Linked DNA regions of Homo sapiens: region 1 is linked to region 2. Evidence: chromatin loops called from intact Hi-C (ENCODE). Cell type or tissue: ascending aorta. All regions are shown on one strand. Links, peaks and the distances in the headings refer to the core of each region. The heading gives the core; the rest is flanking DNA.

Evidence for each region. Peaks named below come from ENCODE experiments on the same cell type or tissue, not always from the same donor. Only the 100,000 strongest peaks of a DNase experiment are listed, where the experiment ranks them.
Region 1: it touches region 2 in a loop (2.2-fold over the local background); 14 of 110 quality-filtered maps call a loop at or near these places.

Annotation. Positions count from the first base shown.
Region 1 is chr11:19,806,439-19,822,453 of GRCh38, reverse strand. All of the region lies in intron 1 of NAV2 (neuron navigator 2), which reads right to left. Among named protein-coding and RNA genes, the nearest start is that of MIR4694, 54 kb to the right of the region's middle. RefSeq lists enhancers at 327-827, 828-1,328. In ascending aorta, for the core only: a CTCF peak has its summit at 7,922; a DNase peak (open chromatin) is centred at 6,203; H3K4me3 peaks cover 790 bases; H3K27ac peaks cover 4,290 bases.
Region 2 is chr11:19,744,192-19,759,990 of GRCh38, reverse strand. The region is part of intron 1 of NAV2 (neuron navigator 2); the gene reads right to left. Among named protein-coding and RNA genes, the nearest start is that of MIR4694, 8.0 kb to the left of the region's middle. RefSeq lists enhancers at 2,424-2,976, 12,073-12,574. In ascending aorta, for the core only: no CTCF peak of the experiment used is centred there; a DNase peak (open chromatin) is centred at 3,000; H3K4me3 peaks cover 957 bases; H3K27ac peaks cover 7,341 bases.

The DNA of each region.
Region 1 (16,015 bases), core at 4,540-12,539, 58 kb before region 2:
TGCATGCGTGCCTTGGTGCATGAAGAAAACACTGCCTGAGCATCTACCTGTGCAGGGGGCAATGCTTGCTCCAGTCTTATGTAGGATAGTAACTACCATCTGCCAAATGTCTACGGTGAAATCATTAAGAGAACACTTCTTAGAGTCAGATAATTTAGTTCCAAACATGCTCCAAGCATTTCCTGATAGTTTTAGTAACTTGCCCAGAATTACCCTATCTGAGACTCAGTTGCCTCATCTGTAAAATGGATCACCCATTCTGGTTACTGTGAGATTGAAATGAGATAATCTACCAATGCCTGACACACGGCAAGGGCTCAACAGGTTAGCTGTGATTATAATTACCATGAAGATGATGCCATGCAACGTGAACACTTTACAAACAAGGGATTCCTTCAGTTTCCAACCCACCTCTGTGGGAGATATTATTTTCCCCATCTTACAGATGAGGAAACTGAGGCTCAAAGAGGCAAAGTGACTTTCCCAATGTTATGTGACAAGTACGCGGGGTTTGAAAGCAATAACTGGCTCCTAATGATGCCACACTGTTACTGAGGGGCCCACACAGAAACCACTACCACAGAAGGTCAAGTGCTACAGCAGTGCGGAAAAAGCAGAGAGAGAGGGAAAGGCATATTGCATAATACCCATCACAGTGTTTCCCCTGACCCTGGGAACAGGGCTGGCCACTTGTCACTCAGGACTAACAGACCCAAGAGGGGAGCTGACACTTTCCCATGTCACCAAAGCACAAAGCAAACATAGTTTCACAACAATCTCACTGTAGCAAAAACAAAAATGCCAATATAACATGAGTTACCATTGCAGGACTGTATCCAAGTAGGGAAACACTCAGGGGCAAAGTCCCCCAGTTCTTCCAGTCTGTGGTGTGCAAGGCTGATCTGGGACCCCATGCAGCAGCAGACACTGGGTCATGCCTGTGAATGGCACCACAGCCACACAATGGTGACATTGTCTGATGGGAACATGAACAAGCCACAGGTGGGTGTACACAGCACCTCCAGAGGTTTTGAAACTATGCCTTTAAAAAAAATAAACCAGGCTGGTGAACGTGCTGGGAGAAACAGGTGATATTTTAAGGATGAGGGTGTAGGTGCCTGCTTCATCCACACCTCAGGATAACCCACATTCAGTGCCTACGAGCTTCCTCTTTTTTTTTTTTTTTTTTTTTGAGACAGAGTCTCGCTCTGTCGCCCAGGCTGGAGTGCAGTGGCGCAATCTCGGCTCACTGCAAGCTCCGCCTCCCGGGTTCACACCATTCTCCTGCCTCAGCCTCCCAAGTAGCTGGGACTACAGGTGCCTGCCACCACGCCTGGGTAATTTTTTATATTTTTAGTAGAGACGGGGTTTCACCGTGTTAGCCAGGATGGTCTCAATCTTCTGACCTCGTGATTTGCCCGCCTCGGCCTCCCAAAGTGCTGGGATTACAGGCGTGAGCCACTGCGCCCGGCCCTCGATCTTCCTCTCAATGCCCCGTTTCATACTTCATATAATAGAAAGTACTTTCCTATTCATTTCCTCATTTGATCACTATCCCCTATGTGCTAGGAAGTCTGTGCTTCTGTCTACTGTGTGCCAGGTGTTTTGTACCTGTGATCTCATCTACAATCTCTCACTCACTGGAGTAACAGCTCCAATACGCCAGGACCAAACATTTAGAGCTGCCCTTGTCACATAGTAGGTGTTCACTAAACAGTTGTTGAATGGATGATCAGCCCCATTTTACATACTGGAAAACAGGCTCCAAGAGGTTAAGGTGCACAGGATCACATAGCTAATAAAAGGTGAAGCTCCCTCTGACTCAAGCTGACCAGCCTCACGGCTACCACCTCTCACCACGGCAAAATATGTCTCCAGCTCTCCCTGTAAACTCCCTGGAAAATCAAATAAGTCCAAGTGAGGCTGAAAACTGGAATTCTTACTGGTCACTTCAGAACAAAATTGAGTCCCTTTCTACAGCACTTCCTCCCACTCTCTCCAACCTTAGAACCCAGATCTGAACAACTTTTAACCACAATCTCTACTAGCTGCCAGAAAGCCAAATGTCAGAGCCCTGCTAGGAATTTTTCAAGTGTTTTTTCTCCCTGTGTTCATTAGTTACTGACTAATCAGATGCATTCTCCTTCCAAGTGCTTCCTCTGGTATGATGGCAATCAGGCCCTTGCAGAAAGGCTTGGGAGCAGCTGCAAGCACACTTATTGACAGCAGACATCAATCAGTGCCACTGCCTGACAGGGCAGCCACACCTAAGTGGGTAGTGAGAACCTGGGCCACTACAAGGCCTCTCTCTGGTCTGGTCACAAACTGACCTTTTAAGTCGTAGCCTCCATCCAGTTGTTCAAACTTCCATAGCTCCCCTCACCTGCAGACTGCAGACAGAGGGACTGTCAGCTGTCCTCATCCAGCCAAACACCTCAGCTCCACCTTCTAGGCACAGGCTCCCTAGGACGTCTGGCCTTATCATGCCCAGCCAAGACCTTGGAGTCTTGATTGACGTCTGACAGGTTGCTTAACATCTCAGGATTGTTGAGGGGATAGAATGAGAGATTAGATCCGCAGAACTCTGCACATGTTTAGACACAGACTACACTGAGGCTTTGTGGCTTTGGGCAATCCACCACTCTCTAAGCCTCAGTTTCCACATTTGTAAAATGGGATAATACTCTATTATCTGTTGTAAAGACTAATGTGTCTATTGTGGGGACTCAGTGTTTGTAAAGTGCTTAGCACATAGGTGGTGCCTTTACTGTTAGTTTCCTTTCATTATTTCCGTCATCTCCATGTCCCTAAAAAATGCCTTCAAGTGCATCAGCTGGTGGCATCCCTCACACCACAGTTCCATGCTACTCTAACCCTCAGTCCCTATGGGCAGGTTCTCTGGTCCCATGTGCCTCCCTGGTCCCCTCCACTTAGCAGAACTCCCCCTTCTCCTAGAAGCCAACCCTGCCTGCCAGGCTTCTGTGTGAACTGGGAGTTCAGAGAAGGCAATTAAAACAACCCTGTGGGACAGGCTCCCCAGCCTCTGTGCCTTTTCACACGCTGCCCTCTCTGCCTAGGGTGCCCTTCCCCCACCACCTAGGAAATGCCCACTTGAAATCTGAAAAGCAAAGTAAATGTCAGTCCCCGTAAAGCCATTCCCAACCTGCTTGCCTACTCCTAACAGAATTACTCATTTTTTCTTCTCACCTCTGAAAGCACTTTGCATCTGCCTTTATCCTGGCTGTTGTAACTACTCACATCTCTCTCAATCAGGAGCTTCTATAGAGTAGAGAACAAGTTTTATACATATTTAAAACACAAGCACAACACCTGACTCACTACAGGAGCGTGATAAACAAGCACTCATTGATTTACTGGTGGGTGGGTAGATGGATGAAGGGAAGAAAGTAAAAATGGATGGAGGAAGGGAGGGAGGAAGATCTGGGTAAACAGACTGGTGAATGTTCAGATGGATGGAAGCGTGGATGAGTGGGTGGAAAAAAAGAGATGAATGATTAAATGGTGGGGGATGCACAAATAGACAGATGGACTAATGGGTGGGACAGATGAATAAGTATGTTCCCCTTCACTGCCTAGATTATAAAGTCCATAAAACCAACATATTTCATGTAGCTGTTAGACCAGTCATAGCAAAAGGCCCACAGCAGGCACTGGTAAGTAACACTGCCATGAGACAATTTCAGTAGCTTGGTAGTAGGACCCACCCGACGGTGGATGCTAAAGTGCTATTTTCAAAGATACAAACACACATACAGTGGTATGCCAGGGCAGGCATGGACTGGCTCAAGAGAGTTGGTTGTAACATTTTCAGTAAATTTTGGAGCTGATTGTTAACTACAGCCACTATTTTAATAATTAAATTATATAAACTTAAAATTATATTTTTAAAGTGATAGTAAATATTTAAAACTCATCACTTTCTAATTATTTTACTGTATTTTACTATTGTTTATGGTCATGAGATTATTTACACCTATTATATCTGTATGAGGGAAATACTATATAATAATGCACTACTGTACATCTCTTCCCAGCTCAGAGTGGGTAAATTAAAATCAGTCTTGGTAGAAGGATTTACACCATGGTAATTGGCAAGTACTACCTATCAGGCTTTTCTCCTTGGAGAGCCAACTGTTAAACGTCACTGAGTATAGACAGGTGAGATGGAGTAAAAAAAAAAAAAAAAAAAAAAAAAAAAAAATCACTAAATACACACAGGTGGGACAGGAAAAAAACATGAGTTATTATTTTCCCTCCTTACCCCTACCCCTCCCCCAAACTGGAAATCTCTTTGTTTTGTAGAATGATGGGTAAGAGTATGCAAATTTAGGGGGCAGTAGACTGTGCTAAAATGCTTTGCATGAAAAAAAGGGAATTCAGGGAGAGAGGTAAGATCTGGAGCTGGGAAGCCTGTGGGGTGCAAAGAGGCTATCTGGGTGGGCAAGAAGGCTTGGAGATGAGATCGAGGGGCCTTTAGGGAGACTGAATACGATCCGAACTCTCCCCTTGGAGATCTCCAGTGCAATCTGTATTCTTACTGGTGCTTTCTAGGGCAAGTGGAATCCTTCTCAGAAAGGACAAGAGGTGCCAAGTTCCGCTTCCTAGTAGGTGAAGGGACAGGAGCAAGTGAGCTGGAGCCAAGGTTCAGTTACTCCCCATTAAGAGAGTGACCCGGCTTTATTTACAGGGCCAAGTGGGTAGAGCATGAGCTCAAGTTTTCCCTTTGCAGGACCTCTCAGCGTGCTTGTTACAGAGCACCTGCTCAAGGACTGCTGGCTCAAAGGCCCTCTTGGCCACCCCCTCCCTCCTTTCACATGAGTGTCTTTGGTTTTGGCACTGGTCTCCCAAACACTGACCATCCTCAATTTGCCCAGGCCCTCCCTCCCCCAACTCGGACCTCATCACCCACTGAGGCGTCCCAAAAGCCCCGCTCCAGGTGTTCCCCCATTCCCAGACACTGGACCTAACTGTCTCTGCCTGACTTGGGGATCAAAACTCACCTGACCCACATTCCATTCCATCAGGGCTTACTAGGTCCCAGGCACACAGCTCTGGCAGAGAAAGGTGAGTCACAGTTCCCAAAAAACATTTACATTTCCAATGGGATCCTCAATGCTTTAACCCCAGGAGACTGATGTGAGGCTATATAATCACTCTGGAAAGCCTGGGAGATTTTTTTTAATGGTAAAGGATTTTTGTTTTGTTGTTTTGTTTTTGTTTTCTTAGGGCCATTCAGACCAGGGCAGGTGAGTGGCTATATAAGGTGTACATTGCTTATTAAAATTCCCAACACCAAAGGCAAACTGTGTGCACTCGTGGTGATTATTTGAGGATGTTTCTTACCCAAGAAACCTGAGCAGTGGGGTGGTGGGTAGTTTAAGGATTTCCCCTGGGAGATGAGGGGTCAGGTTTCCTGAAAGATTACACAGCCGACTGATTTATCTGGGAGAAGTAGATCCAGAGAGGGCTCCAGGTGGAGTCCCTTTTTCTGCATAAGGGGCTGTGACCGAAGGCACAGAGGGGAAAAAAAAAGGTGGTGGGAGCCTCCTCTGGTTTCACCTGAAGAGGGAGGCGGAAGGGCCTGAAAATTAGATTTTGTTTATAAATAATAGATATTATAGGTATATTTACATATTTTTACATAATGATGCCAACCACAAACAATGGACCATAAAGCACTGACCTCAGAATGATCAATTGCAAAATGTTTAAACCCTGGAAGCTTTTGCTTAGGAGGGCGGATATTCTGTGTTGATGTTATTCTATAGCCATAAACTTCCCTGAATTTTCTGCTAATGTATCCAAGTCCAGGCAAGTCACTTAAACTCTTCAAATGCAGCTTCTTCATCTGTGAAGTGGAGATCATAATAGCATCTACTGCACCAACTTAGATGAAGAATTGAATGAGGAAAAAATGTGAAGCACCTATGAGCACACTTGCAGAAGTACTCAGGGAGGGGTAACGGACAGAGGGGTGAAGGAAGGTACAGAGGGACTAGAGAAGATCTGACATTCTCATAAATGGCCATGGCCCTCCAGCCCGTTGGGCAGAGAGGCACAGAACCTGGCAAAGACTGTTGTGTCACTTGTGGGAAAGTTGTGTAGCAAAGGCTTTAAAAAACTCTGGAAGGCAGGCAATTCCCAGCAGTGGCTGGCGCTGCCCGGCCCTAGGAATGCGCTTGCCTGCTCCTTCCCCATTTGGGAGCCTCATTCCTTTCTCGGCAACTCCATGGCCAAGAGACTTGGCCACAGTGGAAATGACCGTTGTGCCCCGGGCCCTTCTCCAGCCCAGATGTCAGAGCTCTCAGGCCTGAGGGCATCTCGGGTTTTTCATGTTTATTATTTTTATTATACTAGGCGTTTACTACGAAGACTACCAAACACCAAGCTGGCACCTAGGAAAGAAGGGGTGTCTCCTCTACCCAGGGGACAACCTGGCCCAGAGCACAAAAGAACAATTTGCACAAAGATACTATTTATTCTCCAAAGTCCTGGAAGAAGGCCCTGATTGATTCATCTCAAGAAGAATAATAAAGTCCTAACAACAGTGCTGTCTCTGCCTCCTGTCTGCAGTGCTTACCATTTATAAAGTTCTTTTGTAAATACAATCCAATCTGAGCCTCACCACAATCCTGGGAAACATGGGCGGTGGCAGCTTGCATTCTCCCCATTGCATGGATGAAGCCAGTGAGATACCAGCTGGACAAGGTTAGCATCTGTCCAGCTAACAGACCAGGTATTCCAACTCAGTCCAGTCATCTTTATGCCACAAGGCAGTTACAAAAATCAGGCCAGGTCATTCAGATGACCACGATGAAGAAGAAGTTCTAGGATGGAACTGGAAGGAGCCTTGTGTTCCTATGAAGATGGGAATTTGAATTCTATGTCTAATCACCCAGGTCCAGCATGGGATGGGAATTCCCATGCAGGCATATAAGATGTGTTCATCCAACTTCAGAACCACATACAATAGCTGCCTCCTATTGAAATGTCTATTTTTAACATTCTATCTCAAAAGAAATCTCTTCCACAGGGCAGTGAGCCTAGACCCCAGGAGTTAAAAATAATAATGAGAACTCAGGGACATCCCCATTAATTGTGCTTGGCCTGGGTAGTGCTACACATCTAGAGCAAACGACACACATGTCCAATATCCCAGCAGCCTTCCACCTTTAATGAGCCACACACCCAGAGGATGAAGGAACAAGAGGATATCAAATACTCAGAGGACTCAGTAAAGTGGCTCACATGGAAAATGACCTCAAAACTGTGTGAAAACGTATCTTCATGCAGGGGTTTTTTTCCCTACACCTTTCATACCCACATCGTTCTTATCTTTGTACATAAAGGGCCACACAGAATATCTGCTCACCAAAGCAAATGCTTTGCGGGTTTAAACGTTTTTATAATAGATCACTCCAAGGTCAGCTGTATAGAGTAAGCATTAAGCAGATAAGAGAAGCACACTCTTTCCTAGAAAATAAGCACCTGCCAAGCCACCTAATAATGCTAATGTTGCCTAGGAAGTTGGGTTAGATAGGTGGGGGAGAAGGATAAGTTTTAGGAGGGGAGGGTAAACTACAGCATTTTTACAAGAAGAATAGGCTAAGAAGGTTCTCTCTCTGTCATAAAGCCATTGCCTCTGACCACATCAAAGTGACCATTCTACCTGGGCATGGTGGCTCAAGTCTGGAGTCCCAGCTGCTCCAGAAGGCTGAGGCAGGAGGATTGCTTAAGCTCAGGAGTTCAAGACCAGCCTGGGCAACATAGTGAGATCCACTCTCTCAAAACAAACAAACAAAAAAGTGGCCATTCTGATTGTAAAACCAGAGCGCCACACAGCTGCAGGCACCAGGACTGCCATTAGCCCCTGAGTTACAGTAACTGTCTGAAGGTTAAGGAGGCATAAAGGAATAAAAATGCATCTTGCCTTTTTGCTCTGTGAATGCATGCTCCCAAATGGATTCTCGGCAGCAAGTGGAAAGCCATGGGTACAGATGCCTTCCAGCTTAAATGATACCATTCAGGTCACCCTGGCCAGGGGAGGGAGAGGGCAGTGGGCCCTTCCCGGGACATCCATGGGTCTCACTGAACAGGAAATTGCTTCCAGTTTCCCCCAAGCAAGTCCCTCCTTCAATGAAGCCCTCAGGAGTACTCCCTGGCATCTCCTCCAACTCTTTTGCACCTGCTGAGGCCCACAATTAAGAAAACAAGCGAAACCTGCCACACCTGTTGACATCCAGGACCTTCCCAATTTCAGCTTCCTCAGCTTGGCCTTTGGTTTATGCAGTTGTATTTTCTCAGGCCACCAACAATGTCCAGACAGATCTTTCTCTACCTGCTCTAAAAATACACCACCCAGCCCTCACCCTGGGCGGACATATGAAACAAAAAAGCAGCACAAAGGTGGCAGTTAGCTCTTCTAGCTTTCCACAGATGAAAGTCCTGCTTGGAGGGCTCGTGGTCTCTGCTCTGCATAGAAAATAAATTGAAACCATCTCTAAACACAAGTCCAATTCAAATAAACTTCATTGTCTCTCCCCAGAGACCCTGCCAACATCCCTGGAGGTTGCTTACCACTTTATAATGGTCACAGGAATCCCGACTTTGACCCCGAGCGGGAACCCATAAGTTGATGCTTACAGGCATGGCTCAACCCACAGCAGCAGCGCAGTCCTCAGCAGTCAACGTCCCATGCCCTCTCTGGGAGTGTCTAGTTCAAAGCACTGTGGAAGCGTGTGAAGCCTCCAAGGTTAATTTTAGCTGAAGTCACGCACCCGCTGTGGTCAGATTTTCTTACACAGGCCACCTCCTGAATAGCGGCAGCTTATGTTACCCCAACCCACTGGGCGGCCCTCTGGCCCCCAGCCCTGACTCCAAACTGCTGCAATTCTTCCATCTCCATCTCCCCCATCAAATTCTCACCCTCCAAAATAATCCAACTCTCGGTGCTTACATTTTCATGACACACTCAGGGGAAATAAATCACTGTTTCTTTGGCTGCCCCAGGCAAACAAACCTGGGGAATCATTCCCCCACTTGGCCCACGCTTGGCAAAAGCTGGGCATGAAGCTCTAGGCCAAGGGACTGTGCAAACTTCACTTGAACCAGGCAGTGGCTGCTGAGGCCACACAAGAGCAAAACCTTACATGCTTTCCAACTCCTCCAGTGGGGTTTTGACAATCATCCTCAGAGCTTTTAGTCGCATGGTGCCTCCATGTGCCTCATCTTTTGCTTGACTCTGTTGAAAAGAAAAAACAACAGTGCCTGCCCTTACATTTCTCTAAAAGGCCAGTGCAGGAGAGGAATCTACATGTTTCATCGAAAGGTCTCACTCCTGCAAAGAAGAGTTTGAGCCTTCATTCAACTTTGTAGAGGTTATGAAAAGGCTACCGAGACATTGGCATGGGTGCCGGATTCCAGATTCCAACAAGGGAATGAGTATAGGCTTCAGGTGGAAGGTTATTAGAAGAAGTAAATTTCAGGCCTTGCCTCCTGCCAAGCTCAGAGATAGGGGCCTGGCAACTTCATGATGCAATTTGTGCAAGAGTTGCTTGCTGGACTGAATTCTGGTCTCCTCTTAAGATTGCCTTTTTTCATTGTGGACAGGACTATAGAAAGGCGATGGAAAAACTAAGCAAATCCAGAGTGGCCTGCTATGATCGCAGACAAATCCCACAGCCTGTAACCTTGAAGACAAAACTCTGGTATGCAGTGTTTAAATCAGGTGTTAAGGCCACATCTAGAAACTGCTCCAAGTAGGATGAAATGCAATATCTTTGCTCCACCTTAGGTCTACCTGTTACACTACCAAGGCATCTTAGGTCTTTCCTTCATATGACTCATTACTCTTGTAATTATTTAATTCATTCAGGTATTTATTGAGCACATACTCTGGTACTCTGATAATCTTAGAGGATTCAACAGTGTCTAAGGAAGTGCTCTCATGAGGCTTTATTCTACTGAGGATGAGAGGTAGGAGAGAGAGACAAAATGGTAATAAAAAATAAGCAAACTAATATTAGAGAATAATAAATGCTATGAAGATGCATTAGAGAGTGAATGGCCAGGAGTGGAGGGATAATGTGGTTGGGAAATCAAGAATGGCCTCTCTAAGCAGGTAATATTTGATTAGAGACCCAACTGATAAGAAGAGAGCAACCATGCAAAGGCTCAGGGGGTGGTTCTCCCAGACCAGCAGCATTAGCATGGCCTGGGAACTCATCATAAATGCAGATTATCAGGCCCCACTCCAGGCCTATTGAATCAGAAATTGTGGGGGGTGGCAGCTTAGCCGTGCAATTTGTGCAAGAGTTGCTTGCTGGACTGAATTCTGGTCTGCTCTTGAGATTGCCTTTTTTCAATGTGGACAGGACCATGGAAAGGCGATGGAAAAAATAATCAGCAGACTGGGTTTGAACAAGCATTCTGGTGGTCCTCATGCATACTACAGTCTGGGAACCACTAAGCCATAGGAAGACCATTCCAGGCAAAGGATTCTAAAGACAACGCGTATCTGTTTTGCTCACCACTGCAGTTCTCAGCCACTAGACCAGGGCATAGCACATAGTAGGAATTGAATAAATATTTTTTTTGACTGCTTACCAAGCTTAAGTACCATCCCCCTAGAATCCAGATAAAAATCACAAAAAGATAAAAATCACAAAAGGCTATCTGCATAAAACTTTAGCAAAAGCACGCAAAAAGGAAGAGGAGGCAGTCATTTACAATTCCAGGTGGCCAGTGGAAAGCTTTCTGTCATGCCAGAAACTGCCAGCCACTAAGAGCAACTCTTCCCAATCTAATAAACCTTGGCACCACAAGGTTGGCAATTAGATTTCCTGTAAAAGGCTAAATGTGGTAACCTTCTGCTTCCTGATTTTGAAACTCAGTAAGAAAGGCATTAGTGTGTGGCAGCTGGGATAATCATTTAATTGATCTTTTCCACCCATAGAAGCCTCCCTTCCCTGCTCCAACCCACTGACTTGTAAATCAATGTCACCTTCATTGTGAGCATGAAAAGGCAGGAAAAAACACCCCCCTTCCCAAACCAAATGGGAGTCAATTTCCTAATGAGGCCTGGGTGACACTCTAAATGGGTGCTGCCATTTCTCCCCCTCTGACCTCCTCCTTGGCCACCCACACAGCTCCATCCAGTCCAGTAGGAGAGCCCATGACATGCAAAGCAGAAGACAAGAGGCTTCCTACCAGCAGGAACTCCACAACAGAAAGGGTGTGGATTCTGATGTCAGCCGGACCTGATTCAAATCCCTGAACTGGATAATATTTAGAAAGCAACTAGACAGCCGTTTAGCATGTAGGAAGAGTTCGATAAATCACACACATTTTTCTCTTCCTCCTCAGTGTTGCTGTGTGTCATTCCACCCATTCATTCAACAAATATTTAATAAATACCTACAATGCACCCTTTCTGAGGACAGAATGATGAGCAAAACTGACACAGAGCCTATTGTCTTGAGGGAGTTGACAGATATTAATCAAATAAGGATGTCAAATAAAGATATTATAAAAAGATGCCAAAGGGAAACGGTGACAAAAGGTACAAAGGAGAAATATATGGCATTGTGACAGCCTATATTGGGAGAGTTCAATCTGTGTAGAGCTTATTAAAATACAGATGCCAAAATCCCAGGTGGGCATCTACCTCAACCTCAGGCCATAAGGCCCAGGCCCAGGTGTGTTTATTAACAAGCTTCACAGGATGTTCTCACTGTTGGAGTGAAAGCTTACAGATGAACAAAGATGGAAGGCTAGGATGAGCCATGTGGTAATGGATTAGAATTGAAGACTCTATAGAAACTAAAAACTGCTTTCAGTTTATAAACTATAGTATAGTTTATCAGTATAAATTACATACTGATCTATATAGCATGTCAGCGTAAAGGAATCTAGATAGGATATTCGTAGATACGTGTACATATCCTTGTTCTTTCAGCTGAAAAGTTCTAAAAATAACAACAGCCCAGTAGCAACAAGCAGATCTAGCCCCTGATCTTGGTTTCAATAGCATTCTCCAACCAAAAGAACCAGGGATCCTTGGAGAAATGATTCTTGGACTGGGGCAGGAAGAATTTAAAATAAGCCTGGAGCACAGTATAGTGCCAAAATGTAGGCATATATCCCCACTCCAAAACACAATGATGGAGTATGTCAAAGTGACACAGGAGCCAACTGAAAGAGCTCCCAATGGCCAAAGCTGACCAAGCTCAAAATAATTTGAGCAACAAAATAAGGTAGTATTGGATTATAAGTCAAAGTGTGAAATAATTGATACTGCCACAAAGAAATGATTGACTAAATAAATAGAAGAGAAAAATCTTCCATGTAAATAGAATTTCAAATAAAGTATGTAGATGTTCTGCTCTCAAGGTTAAGTGTGGGCTGCACAAAGAGTAAAACATGGAAAAAAGGGAAAGAGTAACTTTACAGTGAAGATACCGGCCAAACACTATCTCAGCCAGGTGATCGAGGTTAACATAAACATTAGCAAGTCATGTTGATAGCATGACCCTGATAGGATGGGATGAAAAATGTCACTTTACCTCTGTGTTCTTCCTCTCCAAAACCTACAACTTCAGTCTAATTAGGGGAAAAGCATCAGACAAATCCCAATTGGGGGGCAATAGCGATGATGTCCATTCTACAAAATATCTAACTATAACTTTTCAAAACCATTAGAAGCATCAAAAACAAGGCAAGTCTGAGAAGCTGTCAAGCCCAGAGAAGTCTAAGGATGCATGAGAGCTAAATGAAATGTAGTATCCTGGATGGGATCCTGAAACAGATAAAGGTCATTAGGTAAAAACTAAGGAAATCAGAATAGAGTATGGACTTTAGTTGATAATATTTCAGTGTGGGTTCATGGGTTCACTAACTAATATGTGAATATTAGTTGTTAATAATGGGTGGGGTATATGGCAACTTTCTGTACTATCAAATTTTCTGTAAAATTAAATCTAGTCTTAAAGTTTATTTTTTAAAAAAGAACAATTACAAAGCTCCATAGTTGACTATGGTGTGCAACCAGGTTTGAAAACCCAATTCTTAATCCTCCATGGATAACATGTGGATTTAGCCATTTCAAGGGCAGAATGCTAGCCTGATGTTTGATTTGAGATCAGAAAATTTCAGAAACTCTCATGTGTGTGTAAACACACAAACAACATACATGGGTATGTGAATATAAAGTTTATACCCTAGTTATTATGCACAAGAAATTCTTCCTGCATGCATGAATTTCCTAGAATACTCATTAGTAACTGTTCAGGATAAAAGGACTTAACAAAAAAGAAGCCATTCAAAACTCCAGGTTTTGCTTTGATCCATTCAAAAGGGCCATGAAAGAACTATTTGTGCCCAAACAATAAGTATTGGGAATCTCCAGTTAACAACCCTGAGCTCTAACTCAAAAGCTCCCATTTGTTTTTAGATAAAGATTCTGCATTTGGTTCTTCCTCACCATTAAAAGAAGGACTCAAAAATGCCAGAGGTTCCCTCAAGTTTACTTGATGTAAGACATTGTAATTAATAATCAATAAACTAGAAAACATCAGATCCTAAGAACACCAGTAGCAAAAAAATGTCTCCAAAATGAATTAAATACTCAATAACCCATGAAGTGAAGATTTATTTCTAAGGGGAAAAAAATATCCCCCATATGACTGGAAACATAAGCCAGGTTTTACCAGCAATAGGTGGCAGCATTTCTATTCTCTGGGCCACATTCTACATAATTGTACCAACTATTAATAGACAATAAAAAGACAATTGTTTTTTAAGGTCCTACCATAACTCTTGTTTTCCACTAGCAGATAAACTTGCTATAAATCTCTTTTGCCAGAGATAACAAACTCACATCTCTTCTTTTTTTAATAAATAAAAGAAAAAATAAAGTGACAAATTAATTCCTCCAAACTTAATAAAACTAATTTAATCATTTTGTGCAGACCATCTGCTTCATGGATGCAAATCTAACTGCATTTTCTACTGCCTGATAACTTGCTTAATTCAGTTAGCTCTTGTGACCCCGCTTTTGTGCTCAGTTCTCAATGGGACCTTTCCTTGGTGGCTTCTGACAGCTCCTAGTCAGGAGCTGACTGAGCTAGAGGAGTGTTCCCCCATGGAGTGGTGATGCAACCCCTCTCCAGCTGGTGCCCCTCAGTGAATGAAGTTTTAAAGAGGGCAGCTAAGATGGCTGGAGTTTTAGTGGAACTGAGGCTGGATAATGGGTACCACTGAGCACTTCCTATGTGCCACACACTAAGTCCTTTATATGTGTTTGCCACATTTAATCCTCACAATCTTAGACTTAGTTTCTGTGACTAGTCCTGTTTTTAAGAGAGGTTAAAACACTTGCTTAAGGACGCATAGCCAGGTCTCAATACCAAGCTCATCTCACCTGACAGCCACCTGCCACTATGAAGGTAATTCAGCATGACAGAGTGGCCACTCCTAAGTTGGCTTAAGCTGAGGCACCAATACCACAGTTAGTGGTTACCAAAGTAAGCAAGCACAGGACAAATATGCAAAATGCAGAATTTCAAGGAATATCAAAGAGTCAGTTTCACGACTTTTCCTGCTGTATCAGACGGAGGATAGAAAAACAGGTGAACGTGTAGAGAGAGAATTTTTTGAGAGGAGGTTATCATTGGAGAACACTGCTATGAGCACATCCTTTGCTCACCCAATCAAACCTAGTGGGTGGGTGAGAACTTCAGTGGGGTCACTGGGGAGCCTGCAGTGGATATCCCTGCAGTTAGGGATGCTGTGGCCTGGGGCCTGACTCCTGCCCTGAGAATCTAGAGGGAGAGAGAAGAGCATGGCTGATGGTTCAGTGGTAGCACCAAGGGATGGTTCCAGGCTGGGATTGGCCTGCAGCCCCCACCATTGGGGCAAGGAATTCAAATGTCTCATTGGAGAGAGTGTGCACATAGGTGCATTTTGGGTTCTAAAAAGGGACCCTAAATGTGCCCCAAAAAAGAAAGGCCCAGCTTTTAGCAGAACAGGAAACCAGCTCAAGAAGGCAGCATCTAAATAAGCATCTTTGTCTTCTGTGTAGCTCCCTGGGGGTGGAGCAGGAAGGTGAGGGTGGAGGAGGCCGGCTGTTTTCACTCTCCTGCTTCAGGGTTCTGACCAGAATTCCAGTTTGGAGCTTTGGTTTGTATTGTGGAAGGGATATTCTAATTTGTCATGTGAAACTATCTTTGCAAATTATCATGACCATGGGATTTTCTATGAATGAACAGAAAGGCCATGGGTTGCTAACGCATTTACCCCCATGGCAGGAAAACTCCACGGGCTTTGTCCGCAATGCACACATCACATTTGCCCCACATGCTGGTTACATGACTAGTCTCAATTCTAGCTGTGCATCAGAGTTCCTGGGGGAGCTTTTAAGAAACACAGATGCCTGGGCCTCATATTTGAAGTGTGCGAGTCAGTAGGTTTGGATGCCCATTTTTCTTTTCCCTTCAAGGGTCTCAAGAGGATTCTGATGCCCAGGCAGGGTTAGCTATCATATCACACTCTACATAGAGATATATAGATAATTATCTCCGAAAGAGGAAAGAGGGGCATTTCACTGACACCCAAGTTACTTCTTGATATTTAGAAAATCTATTATATGGTGAGTGGGACAGCGAGGCTTAAGTGTTCCCCAAAAAGGAGGGTCTCTAGCATTGCTTTTTCTAATTCACCAAAGCATCAGCATACAAAGCCTCTATGAGAATACCAAAAGAAATTCTCCATCCCCTCTTTAGAAATGAATCTCCACTTTAAAATAAAACAACTGAAATTCAGAGACACGATCTGGCCAAGGTCTAGTAGTTAACAAGAAGCAAAGCTGACATTCGACCAAGGTTTTCTGCTTTCAAAGACCAGGTTATCAATCATCATACCTTCTTCTTTCTAAGAATCAACACTGATATGAGAGATCAAGAGGTTCCATCTCCCTGGCCCCAGGCCTGATCATGTT
Region 2 (15,799 bases), core at 1-8,000:
AGAAAAAAATCAGCTTTGAAGGATGCTATGGAGGGCTGAGCTCAAGATAACGGCAGTGCCATTTGTAGACCACCTTACCCCCCACCCCCAGCATTTCCACATGCTCCACAACACCACTCATCTGTGTCTTCTGCACCTGCGCCTCAAACGGCAACAGCAGCAATCATTCATTGAATAATGATCCTTCAGGATGTGATGAGCACTTTGTATATATTATTTTTTCAGTTCACATTAAAAAACCCCATGAGGTGGATATCATTATTATTTATATTTTACAAACAGGAAACTGAGAAATTAGAGACTTAAAGCAATTTGCCCAAGAAAACATAGCTAGTAAGTAGTACCTGATGTGGGAGCCAACCCCAGGAGTACCCAGCACCAGAGGCCCCGCTCCATGTTGTTCCTGGCCTCTCTTTGACCAAGCAATCGATTTATTCTGTTTACTAAGACAGGAAAAGTGCATTTGTTTGGTTTTTGTTTTTTTCCCAGAAAGACTTTCACCGACTATTTTTCCTAACACTAAATTCAAACAATACCTGAGCCATAGTTTCTTCTTAAAAGTTAGGGTGTGTTAGACAAGATTATCATTAAAGTGTCTTTCAGATCCTTGCCAGGCACGGTGGCTCACGCCTGTAATCCCAGCACTTTGGGAGGCAGAGGCAGGCGGATCACGAGGTCAGCAGATCGAGACCATCCTGGCTAACACGGTGAAACCCCGTCTCTACTAAAAATACAAAAAAATTAGCCGGGCATGGCGGCGTGCCCCTGTTGTCCCAGCTGCTGGGGAGGCTGAGACAGGAGAATGGCGTGGACCCGGGAGGCGGAGCTTGCAGTGAGCTGAGATTGTGCCACTGACAGAGCAAGATTCCATCTCAAAAAAAAAAAAAAAAAAAAAAAAAAGTGTCTTTCAGATCCAAAGTTCTATGATTTCATTCTGATCAATTGCACAGAAGCACCTTCTTTCTCTCAAGACAGAAGTTGGTGGTGGGGATCTTATTCGGTTCTTTAGAATATCCACCAGTAATTCTCTGTAGACAGGAGGGTTCCTCCACAATCCTCAGGGGGGATAATTAATTAAGATCAATGACCTCCTGGGGGTTGTGGAAAAGGGCAGAAGCAGTTGCTCTGCCTCCCTGGTGAGGTTTTGGCTCCCTTTCTGGCAGCCAGCTGGGTCTAGTCACAAGGCGATTGCCAGCTTCATCAATCCCCCATGCACCAGCACCACAACCAGCCCGAGCTGGCGTGGAGGGAACCCACAATCCCCCAGGTCAGTTGACTGCACTGCAGCAAAATAGCAGAGGGCTCCACAGGGCCCCAAGCCTGAACCCCGCTCCCCTGCAACCTGCTCAGTTCACCCACCACTGGGGCTGCCCACCAGCTCAGCTCACCCTTCCCTGAGTCACCTGGGCCTGTCCTTGGCCATCATGTCTCCTTCCATACATTGGTGGGGATGGATTCCTGGTCCCCCGCACTGCCTCTTATAACGAAGTCACCCCACTTGCAATCACAGTCGCTGCTTCCTGCTCCTCTGGTCCACCACCACCCTTCGCCAGCTCCAGCTCCTTCAGCCCCTCTCTACTGCCCATACATTTTATGCGGCTCTTTTTTACCACTCAAGCCTCATCTCACACAGTCCCTCCTCAGAGAGGCCTTCCCTGACCCATCACTTGTCACATTACATTATTTTCTTCACTGCCTTTAGTATTACTTGAAATTACTGTGCTTAGGTATTACATCACCTGGTTCCTTCACACTAAAATATACTTTCTATGAGGGCAGGACCCTCCTGTTTTGTTCATTCTTGTGTCCCAGTGCCTCAAATAGAGATGTAGGTGCTCAATAAACGGAGTGAACAAAACCCTTTATTCTCAACATTCCTCATCTATGAAGTGGAGGGGATAATATTTACACCACAATGTAAATATTACAATGAGTTAATATTATGATGCTGCTGTGAGGATTAGAGACAATGTATAATATTTTTGGGGTTTGTCGAAGACCAGGTTCCAATAACTGGGCAATGATGATGGTAATGATAATGATGACACTGAGAGAGGCAGCACCAAGAGACTGGGGGTAAGACTGCAGGCTGCAGAGTCTGAATTTGGCTTTGGCAATTAATTAGCTGTTTGATCTTCAGCAAATAAATTCTCTAAGCCACAGTTTCCTCATCTGTAAAATAGAGATTATAACAGTATCTCTTAGGGCTTTTGTGCAGATTAAATAGGACAATCCATGAAAAGTACCCAGAACAATGTATAGCACATACCATACCCTCAATAAGTGTAAGCTGTTACTGTGCACCAGATACAGGGCTATTCATGTCCCTTATACCTTCCCATCACACACCATGCAGCCTATGAAGCACTTTCCCAGAAATCCTCTTAGTTCATGCTGCTGAATCTTACGATAAAGAGGAATTACCCACTCTACTTTATAGCTGATAAAACTGGTGTTCAGAGAGGTCAAGCAACTTGCCTAAGGTCACACAGTTAACCCGAGGCAGAGGAGCAAAAGCCTTTAATTCAGAAATTCAAACTCTCTTCTTGTCACCACCCCAGGGTTGCTCTCTTGTGCAACCTGCAGCCCCAGAATCTGAGGACACCTTATGAGGCAGTATGGAGAAACTCTGCCATGCTGCTTGAGTACTCCTGCTAAAAATAAACAGGAGCCCTAGGCCTCCACACACGCGTTGAGGCCAACTGTGTTACTCTCAAGCCCGCTCCCTTATAGGACAGTCAAGGGTTTGGCAACACCACAAAGGCAGATGAAGCCTGTGGTTTCCACCAGGAGAGCAGGCCCAAGGTTCTGGTGCTCTCTCAGCTTCAAAACAACATTAAAATAGCCCCACATTAGATGGGAAAAGGTCAGAGCAGGGCGCTGAAGTGGTCACCACAGGCTTTATCAACAGTTTCCAGCTGGCACAGTGTGTTCTCTGGGCATCAGGGTCTTCCCCGTGGATCAGCCCAGCCCAGCCCAGCTCAGTCCAGCCCAGCAGCCCCTCCTGTTTTGGTCCCTGGCCTTGTCTCAGCCTCTGTCCTCAGAAAGGTTTTCAAAGGTGGCCTGACCAGGCCTTGGCAGCTCTCTCTGTACCAGGGGCAATTCAGGAAAGGGGCTCTGTGCGTGAAGTCCGAGAAATCCAAGGGGCTGGATGCAAATGAAGTAACGGGAAAAACAAACTGTGCTCACCAAAAAGAAACTGGCGCCCTGATCAGCCTTTTTAACTCCCAGCAGGAGCAGATTTGTTGTGACTAATGCATCAGGCTTTAAATAGTTTCACGCGGCATACTGATTAGTCCAAGGCACAACAGAGGCAAATGCAAAGTTTCCAAAAAGAAGAAAAGGCTGCCACTCTCAAAAAACACTCATCTGCTGATGGACGCCCACCCTGTTTAATTCCTTAATAAAGCAACAAGGCATAGGGAGCTGGGTGAGAAAGAAAGAACACGGAGCCAATCAGATTCCTGGGGGTTTCAGGTTGACTCTGGTTATTCTTTCCCTCAGTCACCCTTCATGACTGCCCCTTGCGCGCAGTCCAAATTTCTTGGTAATACCTTCTAGACTCTTCATGAACTGGTCCTGTACTGGTCTGAATAATGTCTTGCCAAAAATTCATGTCCTCCTGGAACCTCAGAATATGACCTAATTTGAAACTATGATCTTTACAGATTTAATTAGTTAAAATGAGTTTATCCTGGATTAGGGTGGGTGTAGGGTAAGTGCCCCTTATAGCAATAATTTAAGCATACCCTTAGAATGACCTTGTCTGGCAGAAACACCTGAATGTGCGTTCTGAGCCAGGGAATCCAGACGTAACCAACCCACAGATTCATTCCTTGCCCATGAGGAACATCTGAGCCCCCATCCCGTCCCATAGAACAAGAGCTGTACAGGAGATTGAGGCTCTGAGCTCTAGGTTAAATGAAAGTTGCCACGTGGAGGTCATTAAGGGGAGGCTGTTAAGTGATGTAGAAACTACAGTCTTTTTGAAAGCAGTTGTGATTTTCCTGCCCAGCCAGCCACCACTAGGCTGTGCAGTTATCTTGTCCAGCCTGCTGCCGCTGGACCATTTCTATATGTAAGGTGGTTGTCCTGTCCAGACTGCTGCCACCAGATTCTCTGCCCTGTAGGTAAGTCCCTAATAAAACTCCATATCGTATTTGCTGGCTCTGGGTCTCTTCTTTGGCCTCTAGAACCTGGTGCCTTCCCTACTGAGAATAATAGGAGTTTAGCACAACATTGGGTTGCAAAGCCAAAGACTGGTGTCCTTATAACAAGGCTATGTGAAGATACAGGAGACACGAAGAGAAGAACACCATGTAAAGATGAAGCCAAAGACTGGAGTGATGCATCTACAAACCAAGGAATGCCAAGAATTGCCAGCGACCTTAGAAGCTAAGAGAGAAGCATAGAGCGAGTCCTTCCCCAGAGGCTCTAGAAGGAACCAATCCTGCCAACAACCAGATTTTGGACTTTCATCAGCCTCTAGAGCTGTGAGATAATAAATTTCTGTTGGTTTAAGCCACCAGTTCATGGTATTTTCTTATGGTAGCCATAGGAAACAAATACAGGTCACAACCTACATGTCTAGCCTTTCTTCCATCAAAGTCACCTTCCTCACAGTCCATGCATGGGATGTAGCTCTTACACATTTTAAAAAAATAGAATGACAGAGTTCAGATTTCACCTCCACCATTTTGGCTGCTGTGTGACATTGGGCAAGCCAATTCTCTTATTTTTAGTTGTCTACTCTGTAAAATGAAGATATTAGAAGGACTGTTGTGGTGAGTTGAATGTGAAAATGTACACGTAACAACAGGGAGACTACATTCGCCATCAGAATTTTCTTGGGGAAGACATTGCATTTGTTTGGAAAGTACAGCTAAATCAACCTCTTGCAGAAGAGTGGATCCCAAGGGCCATGATCTGGACACAATGATCTGGATCATTGATCCTGTCGATTAACACAATGGATCTGTAGTTTGCAAGTTGTGGGTGACGGTGGCAAGAGTTGGCTAACAAAGGGTGAGGAATGCAGAGTTCACAGGAAAGAATCCAGGAGAGAAAAGGGCCAGCAAGGAAGTAAGCGAGGGAAGGAGACAGCAACACTCCTCCATACCACGGTAGGCTAAGGGGAGTTCTCTGAGAAAACAGAAACCTCTAATGGATATTTTCAGTTGCTTGCAGTGAAGTATACAAGATGAGCTCAATCCTCCATGTCCTCTACAAAATAACCAGTCAAATCTAAATTGGGTACCAATATTTTTATAATCATGGATTCCTTTGGTTCAAACTTGTAAATGTATTGAGTTTAGAGTCTGGGTTGTTGTCATGGGGTAAAAATGAAGAAAGCCCATGCAGACACATGAGCTGGAGAACCAGGGACCTGAGTGACATCTGGTTTACTCACTTAAGAAAGTTGCCAGCTTACTGCAGGTAGTCTGTAAACATTATAAATAAATGTTTGCTTCAGCCTCAGCCCTCACCTTCCTGACCATGCCTTGCTCCTGCCTAGGCTTGGAATGACTTATCCTCTTCCTTCACCACTTCTTCATCTGTTTGAATCCTACCCAGCCTTCAAGAATCAGCTGCCTCCTGCACGAAGCCTTTACCCACCTTCCCAGCCAGAAAGGATGATCTTCCCTTCTCCCAACTTTGTGCAGTGTGTTCCCATGTAACAGGCACCTTATTCCTTCTGGAGTTAATTAATAAAAAGCAAAGTTAAAAGTCATGCAGAGGAAGATAAGGGAATATCAACTCAGAAAAAAGAGAAAGGCCCAGAAAGAGGTAGGGAAAGGGGAAAAGTTGGGAGGAAGGGCATTGAAAAGCTCAAATGGCCAACTTTTTTCATGGTCATTGTATCCTGGACTAAGCAAAAGGGACAGAGGGGAAAGGCGATATCTCTAGCAAGCCCTTTTGTAAAGTTGAAATTCAAGCATTTCTGTTGACTCTTGAATGTCATTCTGAAATGCAGTGAAAACAATTGCTATGCTGGTAACGTGGTTTCCTGGAAGCTCTCTTATAGTCATGCGGGCATGAATTACCAAAACCTCCACCCACCAAGCTTTCTCCCCACCCTCCCTCTGAGCAAATAAATACACCAATCATGGCCTAAAATGGGCATTAACCTCAAAGCTGGGACAGGTGAGATGCTTTGCCCCACCCGCCAAGGGCTCCTTAAAGGAGCTCTCCATGGGCCTGGAATGAGGAAATAATTCAATTTGCCTATTAGTGGAGAGGGCAGAAGATAATCAGGGGCTGGGTCCACCCCCACCTGTTCTGACTTCAGCAACTGTCCTGGAGCCTGGGCTACTGGGAGCAGGGGACAAAGGAATGAAAGACACATTTGCTGTTCTCAAGGAGGTCCTCGTGCAGGGGGAGACCAATGAGCAGACAAATACAGTATAGTCTGACTAATGCAATGACAGAGTAGCCTGGAGGTTACTGCAACCCAGAGAAGAGAGCCTAAACCCAAAGAGGAACTGCCTGGGCTGAGCCTTAGACAATGAAGAGGAATTCTATGTCTCCAGTCTATGACTTACTACCACAAATATGCATAATGACCCTTCAATTCATCCCCATTTCAGAGATATCAAAATATAAAAAAATGTATGCTTGGGTGGGGGTGGTAAGAAAAAATCTGTGGAAATAAGATAAAGAGGCTTGAGGGGGAAGGGCTATCCAAACAGAGGGAACAGAATATGCAAAGGCCTAGAGGCAAAATCATGGTCAAGATGAAGGTACCATTCTAATAAGTACAAGTGAAGGACTCATGAAGTGGGGAGTGTCTTACTCAGCTTGGACTGCTATAACAGAATACCGTAGACTGGGTGGCCTAAACAAGAAACATTCATTTCTCAGTTCTGGAGGCTGGAAGTCTGAGATCTGGTGCCAGCATGGTTAGGTTCTTGGTAACGGTGTTCCTCCTGATTCACAGGCAGTTGTCTTCTCACTTTATTTTCACATGGTGGAAAGAATGAGTCTAATACCTTCATCTCCTTATAAGAGCAATAATGCCATCATGGGAGCTTCAGCCTCATGACCTCATCTCAACCTCGTTACCTCCCAAAGGCCCCACCTCCAAATACCATCAGATTGGGGATTAAGGCTTCAACATATGAATTTGGGGGAACACAATTCAGTCCATGGCATTGAGTTTACAATGATTGAAGTGAATAACCATGAGAATAACCACTGTTTGTCTAATACTTACCAATGAGAAATCCCCTCATAGTATTATCTGTGATAATATACAACTGGAAACAACATTCCTGTCCAATGGTCAGGAATGAGTTATACAAATCATGGTACCTTCATACAACTACTTTCTGGCTACTAAAAGTGACTGTGTATAAAAATCCTTAATGACATGAAAAGGTGTTCATGATGTACTAAGTTTTTAAAAATATGGGTCACAAAATATACAGATGTTAATTAGTAGGAAAAAAATGACTAAAAGGAAATTGATCAAAATATTCACAATTTTTATCTCAGGGGTGGGATTGCAGGTGATTATTAATCATCCTTTTCCCATCCCTATGGTTGACATTTTCTATAAGATTTTTGAAATGAGAAAGGAAGTTGAGTGTATGTATATGTGCATGGGTATGTAAGAGTGATTATGCATTTACTGCTGGACATGACCCAAGAAATGCAGGAAACAACATCAGTGTGGCCCTCCAGGTGAAAATAAGTGCACAGGTACCCAGGCCAGGGCTCACTGCAGCTTCTCCCATTGCTGGCTGTTCCCTGAGTACCCTCGTGTGGGCTTTGCCAAAGGTCACACTCAGCCTCCACCATTCTCTTACACAGTTTAAATGACACAGGGACAGTCACCTTCCAAGATGGGGATGTAATTAGTTCTTGGGGCCAAAGGTTCCTTCTGAAAATGTTTGATCTATTATCTGTCTGCAAATCAGCACCAACAAATATGACTGTTGGCCTATTTTCAGAGGGACGGTGAGAACATGAAAGAAGAGGCTCCAAGGTGGAAAGAAGATGGTTTTAGACTTTGAAGATCCTACGAGATCACAGAACCAAGGAGAAAGCCCTTTGCCTTTACTGGTGAATGTGTGAGCTAGTAGTTGACCACCTGGGTCAAGTCTAAGAAAGGTGGCATGTGGAGTAGAATACAGCTGAGATTCACTTATTTTCCTATCTAATCCCTCTCTGCTCTCTACTCTGAAGCTACAACAGTGAACAGGGACAGCTCCAACCTTCACAGGGCTTGCATTCCACTGAAAGAGAAGGACAAAAAGCAAATACGTGCTTTGAAAACAGGTAGTGATACATGCTATGAAAATAAAGGAAGAGAGTAGAGAATATTGGGGTGCTAGTTTAGATGGGTTGGTCAAGAAAGAGCACACATACTAAAGAAGTAAAGGAGCAAGCTCGTGTTTATCGGTGGAAAAGCATTTAAGACAGCAGGAACAACAATAACGGCCCTGAGTTGGGAGCATGCTTGAAAAACTTGGAAAACAGTAAGGAAGCTGATGTGGTTGGTGTGGAGTGAGATCTGGGAAAACTTCTGGGGGCATCCTTCTCTAGCTGGCGGGGTACGGTCTCTATAGATATGGGTACCCCACACCTTGCTACCATCCTATGTACCAGACCCCTGGCAGCTGCTTTCTCCTACTCATCATCTCCAGTCTAAGAGTAAATGAGTCACTGAAAACCTGTCCTTGTTGACTAGCAGTATGAGTATTGGTTAAGAGCTCAGACTCCGAAGTCAGAGCCCTGGATAAAAGTCCCAGCTCTGTCACCTCCCTGCTGTGTGCCCTTGGGTAAGCTGCTTAGCTAATATGTAAGCTAAGTGGTGCGCTGGGAAACTGGATCTTCTTTGGGAGGAAAGGGGATAAAGAAATGCTCTGATTTGTAGCATTTGCCAATTTCCATGGTGTAAATACTCTTGCTATAGTCTATTTTTAGCTAGCAACATGATGTCACTGAATGTGAAATTGGGAAGAGATGCACACAACTGGCTCTCAAGAGATAGTACCAGCCAGCCTCAGCATACCATTGCCTCAGTGTCTTCATCTGCAAAATGGATTTCATCTTATAGAGTACCTGGTGGGAATCAGATGAAGCATACATAAAAAGCACTTAGCACAGTGTATAGTATATAGCTAATGCTCCACAAATGAGAGCAGCAATGCCGACTCAATAAGGATCCTGAATTCCTGTGTGGCATTTGTGTATAGAAATGAATTCTCAAAGGGAAAGGGCCAAGAGGAGCCTGGGACCCTATTCTGACTCTGTCTCTGCCTCCTTTTGTGACTGTGCAAGTTGTTTTCCCTCTCTGGTCTTCAGTTACTCTATCTGAAGTGAGAGATAGAACTCAGTATAAAGCCCCTTCCACACGGGACATTCTATAACTTCCTACTTTGGGGAATGCTCTGGAAGCAGCATTAACAGAGTGGGTGAGGGCTCCCAAGGCAGCAGGAAGGTGGGATAGAGTTAGCCATATCTCACTAATATTAAAACTACCTGGACAGAGGTGGCAGATGTGTTCAGAGTCTAGGACAGCAAGCCTGAGTGAGTTCTTTACTGGCAACGGCCAAAGCATTGTTTGAAAGGTCAAGGGAACGACAGAAAAATACCTGGGGAGAAAATGAGACACATGGCAGTTGTGAGAGAAAAAGATGTGTATAAGTGAGAAGGTTTGGGACTGATAGATTTTCAGAAAATGTCTTTAATCAACATTTTAGAAACGAAGGCCATTTCTGCCAAACCTTGCATGTGAAGAGAGAAAAGAATGCAGAGGAGCTGTTGATAAAACTGGGGGTGAGATGAGCATACCAGAAGCAAAAATGGAAAATGAAGGTGAAAATGATCAATGTCCTCTAAGACAATCCTCACCCAGACACAGGCAAGGGAGAGCGAAGAGGTTCGTTAGAGAAATCAAGTAATGCCGAACTTTATGGAATTGAGAACTGACTTTGCAAAGCTGAATTCTTTGTGCTTCCAATGTCCTCATTAGAATCCCTTTGAAGTACATCAGAGTATAATTTTCAAGAGTCAAGAACAAAGCTTCATCTAGCCATTGGCTCAAATGGCCCACCAGCAGAAACAAAGTATCTGAATGCTCTGCTCCCTCAAAGCCATAGACGTGAGGCAGGCCTCTCCGCAGATGACAAACGGCACCAGGAGATTTTGTGGACTTTGCACTTTTATTCGTGAAAGTCTCTAGCCTGAATTCCTTCTCAAGGGGACAAATGAATATCAAGTCTGAATGCTGTGATCCCAGAAATTGCTTCCACTAGCTATTATGGTTTGGAACTCAATTCTCCTCACAAATGAGTAGTTTTCTCAAGCAGCCTGAGAATTCACAGCCCTTCTAAGTCATGACAAGTAGGTAACGTAACCGAATTTCCATCTCGGTAATCCCTGTCCTAACATTTTTGGGTCAGATATTGTTCCCATAAGGAGCTTAATTCAGACGTCTTGACATCCAGGGAAATGAAAGGGGAAGTTAAAGGATGTGTTTCATTCTGACTGAATCTAAACTCTGACAGGTGAGCTTAATTACTGGCTGCCTCTAGCTCCTAATCATCCAGCTTATGATGGAAAGAATAAAGTCATCATAAAAAATAACGACATTTTAGTCAAATTGGGAACAACGTTGCAGCAGCCAGTGACTGGAGTTGTGAATGACAGCCTTGAAGAGGTGAGGAAAATCTGGGAGGGAGATGCCCCCACCTACTCCTCACACCTTGCTTGGTTTCAGCATCTTGAAGGCGCAGTGAGTCCCAGGCCTAAGAAATCAGGAACTGCAAGTACCACATTAACTGTCTATAAACAGTTATCAACAGTAACCTTTAAGCTTATTAAAAAACAAACTGGGAAATGAATCGATCACTGTCAAATGCTCAGTGGGATGCTGCTTCTAAAAATAAGAGTCCATTTGAAATTCTAAGAGCTTCATACAGAGGATGCTTAAACAATCTGCTGGTAAAACTTTAAAGGGTACAAGAAGACCTCTGAATGGCCCAGAAACAACACAAACTGAGAGTTAGAAGCTCCAAGTTTTAACCCTGGCTTTTGCCAGTCACCAGCCTTGTGGTTTGGGCAAGTTCTTCCCTATCTCTGCCTGTCAATATCTTTAATCATGGTCACTCACATCTTTACCTTTCAGCAGCATCATCTGTTTTGGAAACCTGGCTGAGGGATATGCTCATTGTCTTGCAAGCCTGTTTCTCTTTGGTCTGCACCTCTCTGTGAAGTGAGGTGCCTGCACCTTCCCTGCCCCGTTCCTAACAGAGTATTAACACTACCATTCATTGAGTGCTTCCCATGAACCTTTAAGTAAGCATTTTACCCACATCATTACATTTAATACTCATGACAATGTCTACTCATTCATTTAACAGATATGCATTCCTTACTCTGTGCCAGGCACCATGCTAGGCGCCAGGGATTAGGTGGAGAACAAGACAAGCCTGGCCCTTGTCCCTGAGGAGTTTGTGGTGTATGTATTATAACTAGTTTACAGGTAAGGAAAATGAGATTCAAAAAAGATTAAATAGTGAGAAGTAGCAGAGGGAGGATTCAAATCCAGCCTAGATTGTGACACTTCCAGTGGCCTGGCTACATTTCTTTTTCCCTCTCTCATACTCCTTGGAGGTGGGGTCCAGGTCTCTTGTGCCTTCACATCACAGTAAGATGCTTGATAAATAAGAGTGGCTTAATTGAACTCTGCAATCCTTGGTTACCTAATTTGTAAAATGTGGGTAAACAGGTCTGCCTCACTGTCTCCTGGGATGTGAAAATCCCAGGGCACATGCAGGCATCTATAAGGGCCTCTGAACAAGCTGGGAGAATTGACTGTGACTTGCTTTGAAGGAAATCCAATCTCTCTGCCTCCACCAGTCCACTGGTCAGCACTGCCCACAGCCTCAGAGCTGCCTCGTTTGACATCAGAGCCTTCCCCACAAAGCCTGGACAAGGTCTCACTACATGCCCAGCATATCCCACTAATGCCATGCTCAACTGCCCATGTGCTCAGGGTTTCCTGGGCTGCAAACCATCTCCCTACTTGGTTAGCAGGCTCCCCAGGGGCAGCAGACAGAGGCCTAGCAGCCTGGCCAAGTCTTCCAGGTCTCTACCTGGGCCGGAAGCTCCTGGTTTCCAGAAGGGATCACTGTCAGGAGAGAAAATGACACACAGTAGCTCTTTCCTGGAAGGGAAATAACTGCCAAGGGAAAGCATTAAGTAAATAGTGTAGCCCAACTCAGCTTAGTTTTTAGTTTGAAAAACCAAAATAGCTTGAAACCAGATCAATGCTACTGCCTAAAGATAGTCAGGGGGAGCAGAGGACGCCAGGAATGGGACAAAAGCAGATTTGCCTCCCCTGCAAGGGCAAATTGAATGCTGAGTGGTCCAAGCATTGAGACTCAGCCCTAGTCCTAGATCCCTTCCACTCCTGGTTGCTTGGCGATATGCTTCATTCAGCCCTTTCTGACTACTGTCCTGTGTGAGAATGGCATAGTCAGTGTTGACAATGTGTAATGAATTTGACTCCTATATCTGCTGTGTGACTTCAAACTACTGATTCAACCTCTCTAAGCCTCAGGTTTCACAGCTATATATTAGGTATAATTATTCCTACTCCTCCTAATAGTGTTATTAGGAGGTAAAATAATGAGTGGTGAGAAAGTACTTGAGACATAATGAGTGTTCACAACATAAATGTCCAACAATGATAGACTGGATTAAGAAAATGTGGCACATATACACCATGGAATACTATGCAGCCATAAAAAATGATGAGTTCGTGTCCTTTATAGGGACATGGATGAAACTGGAAACCATCATTCTCAGCAAACTATCGCAAGGACAAAAAACCAAATACCGCATGTTCTCACTCATAGGTGGGAATTGAACAATGAGAACACATGGACACAGGAAGGGGAATGTCACACACTGGGGACTGTTGTGGGGTGGGGGGAGGGGAGAGGGATAGATATTAGGAGATATACCTAATGCTAAATGATGAGTTAATGGGTGCAGCACACCAACATGGCACATGTATACATATGTAACTAACCTGCACGTTGTGCACATGTACCCTAAAATTTAAAGTATAGTAATAATAAAATTAAAAAAAGAGTGTTCAATAAAAGGTAGACAGTGATAATCTTCATGTTTTTTTTTAAGCCGGGACAGACATGATGAGAGAATCTTGCAGCCCCTTGCAATCAGGAGTACCAATTTTAGGGGGCATCCTGGACATTATCTTATTAACACTGTGGATGGGGCAATACGAGGTGAATGAGAGCAAGATTCAAAAAGAGAACATGGGGGCATGTGGCAAAGGGGTTAGAAGAATCAGAATGCAGAAATCAGATACAATTTAAATTAAAAAGGAATAAATCCATTTCAAATTGCCCTATCCATAACTACTTATTCAATCCACCTTCTTTTGATCAATCCTCCTTCCATGCCCTTCTAGCGTTCTCCTCATTAATGACAGTAAACATGCTCCATAAATAAAAAGTGTAGTTGAGAGGTAATTAATGCTGGGCAGTCTAATTCTGAATTTCCAATCATGCTCTACTTACATTAAAATAAGATTGGAGGCATGTGTGACAATCAAATTTACTCTAGTTAAAAAAAAACATACAAACGCATACTGAAGTCAGTTACTTGGGGAGAGATTTGGGAACCACGGCTGCAATTAGCTTCCATATGCCACCCAAATATGTTGAGCTCCACTTGTGCACCTGTCAGGATGTGACACTGTCAGCATGTCTTCTGCAATGCCACACATATGAGATGTTCAGGGACAAAGATATATCATGAGATCCAGCAGAACCTAACTGTGCTGGAAGCTGTGAAGTGGGCCGAGGCTGCATTTGACCTGACCCTATGATTCTATTTCTTACTAGCTTTGTGTTTTGGACAAATCACTTCTCTTCTCTGTTTTAGTGTCTTCATTTCCCTAATCTGTAAAATGGGCATAATATTTTAAGAAAATCATGTTGATAAAAATGCTTTGGAAACTGCAGGATTCTGCAGTTGTTAGTAAATACGGTCAGCCCTGATCCCATCCAAATGTTGCCCAGTGCTTTATGTCAGGGGTCCCCAGACCTTGAACCATGGACAAGTACCATTGTATGGCCTGTTAGGAACTGGGCTGCACAGCAGGAGGTGAGTGGTGGGCGAGTGAGCATTACCACCTGAGCTCTGCCTGTCAGATCAGTGGTGGCATTAGATTCTCACAGGAGCGTGAACCCGATTGTGAACTGCACATGCGAGGGATCTAGGTTGCACACTCCTTATGAGAATCTAATGCCTGATGATCTGAGGTGCAAAAGTTTCATCCCGAAACCATATCCTGCATCTCTGTCCATGGAAAAATTGTCTTCCACAAAACTGGGTCTTTGGTGCCAGAAAGGCTGGGGACCACCGCTTTCTGTGATAGCCGGCTACCCCCAAGAAAGATTGTATTTTACACCTTTCCAGTGTCAAAAGCCAGGGGCAGGAATGGTGACAACATGTAGGGAAGCAGGTGTGTGGAGGGCTACTCTGGGGACAAAATCGAGGGCCAACTTACCCATTAGGCAGAGTAGGCACAATGCTTAGGAGCCAAGATAGTTTTAGGGGCCCAAGGAAATGTTGTAATTTGTTTTTTAAACCAGAAGGATGAAATGGATACAATTTAGCCTGGATTATATTTGTCTTTTGCAAATGCAGTCATAAAATAAACACCTGAGCTTTCTGGAGACAATGCCACAGGTCAAGGAATGAATGAGAATTCCAGACACCATGACAGGCGGAAAGGGGAGATTCCTGAGGGGGACAGGATCATGAGCAGTTTCTGGGTGCCTCTGAAATCATGTCTTCTCAGCAACTGTCCCACATGACTACTGGACTCATCTTCCATGTGGAGATCATTTCTACTCCTAGTGCTGGTGACAGTACAACCCTGCTAGAGAGCGATAGGGAATATTTAGTAAAATCTAAAAAGCATGTACTTTGATCCAATAATTATGCTTTCAGGAGTCCACCTATCTTACAGTCCTATATGGGAAACTGTGCAAAAATAGAGGTGTAATCAGCACATTGTTCATGACGGCAAAAAATCAGGATAACCAAAATGCCTACCAGGAGGACAATGGCCATATAATAGTCTACAGTGCAGAGTTAAGAGAAGGCATTTGACATCTATGTCAGGAGATGCCTAAGAGATGATGATGCATGAAAGAAGACCTCTGTAGGATGGTGAGGATGGTGAAATTCCAACTGGAGTAAAGAAAGGATAGATGTATTTGAATATACTTGTTTTTGTACAAATTTTCTGGAATGATGCACAAGAAACTGTTCATAGAGGTGATTTCTGAGACAGTGGGGTGAGGTTGGTTGGAGAAAACATGAGTGTTTTCTATTCCTTTTATACCCATGTCACAAATCTTTAAAAAAAAAATCCACAGATATTACCTTTTAAATTAAAAGTACTGATTGAAGCCATAAGCAGAGAACTAATTATGGGTTTACCACAATTAGTGGTGCTCCTTCCTCCATCCTCAGCCATGTTCCCTAACTCACTGTCTCTCTAAATGGGCCCCACATGAGTGGTGTCAGAACTAAACCTTCTGGAGGTATTTAGGACAGGGAGATGGAAGGAGTGACAGCCAACAGCTGGCACTGGGGAGTGTTTCAATGGGTCTCTGGCAAAGTGTGCCATTGGCATCCTCTACTCTGCACAGTGAAGGCCTGCAACTCATCCCTAGGATAGGCCTTCACTCCAGGTCTCTTTCTGGAAAGTCTTTCACTCTTAAACTACACAAAGGCAAGCCCT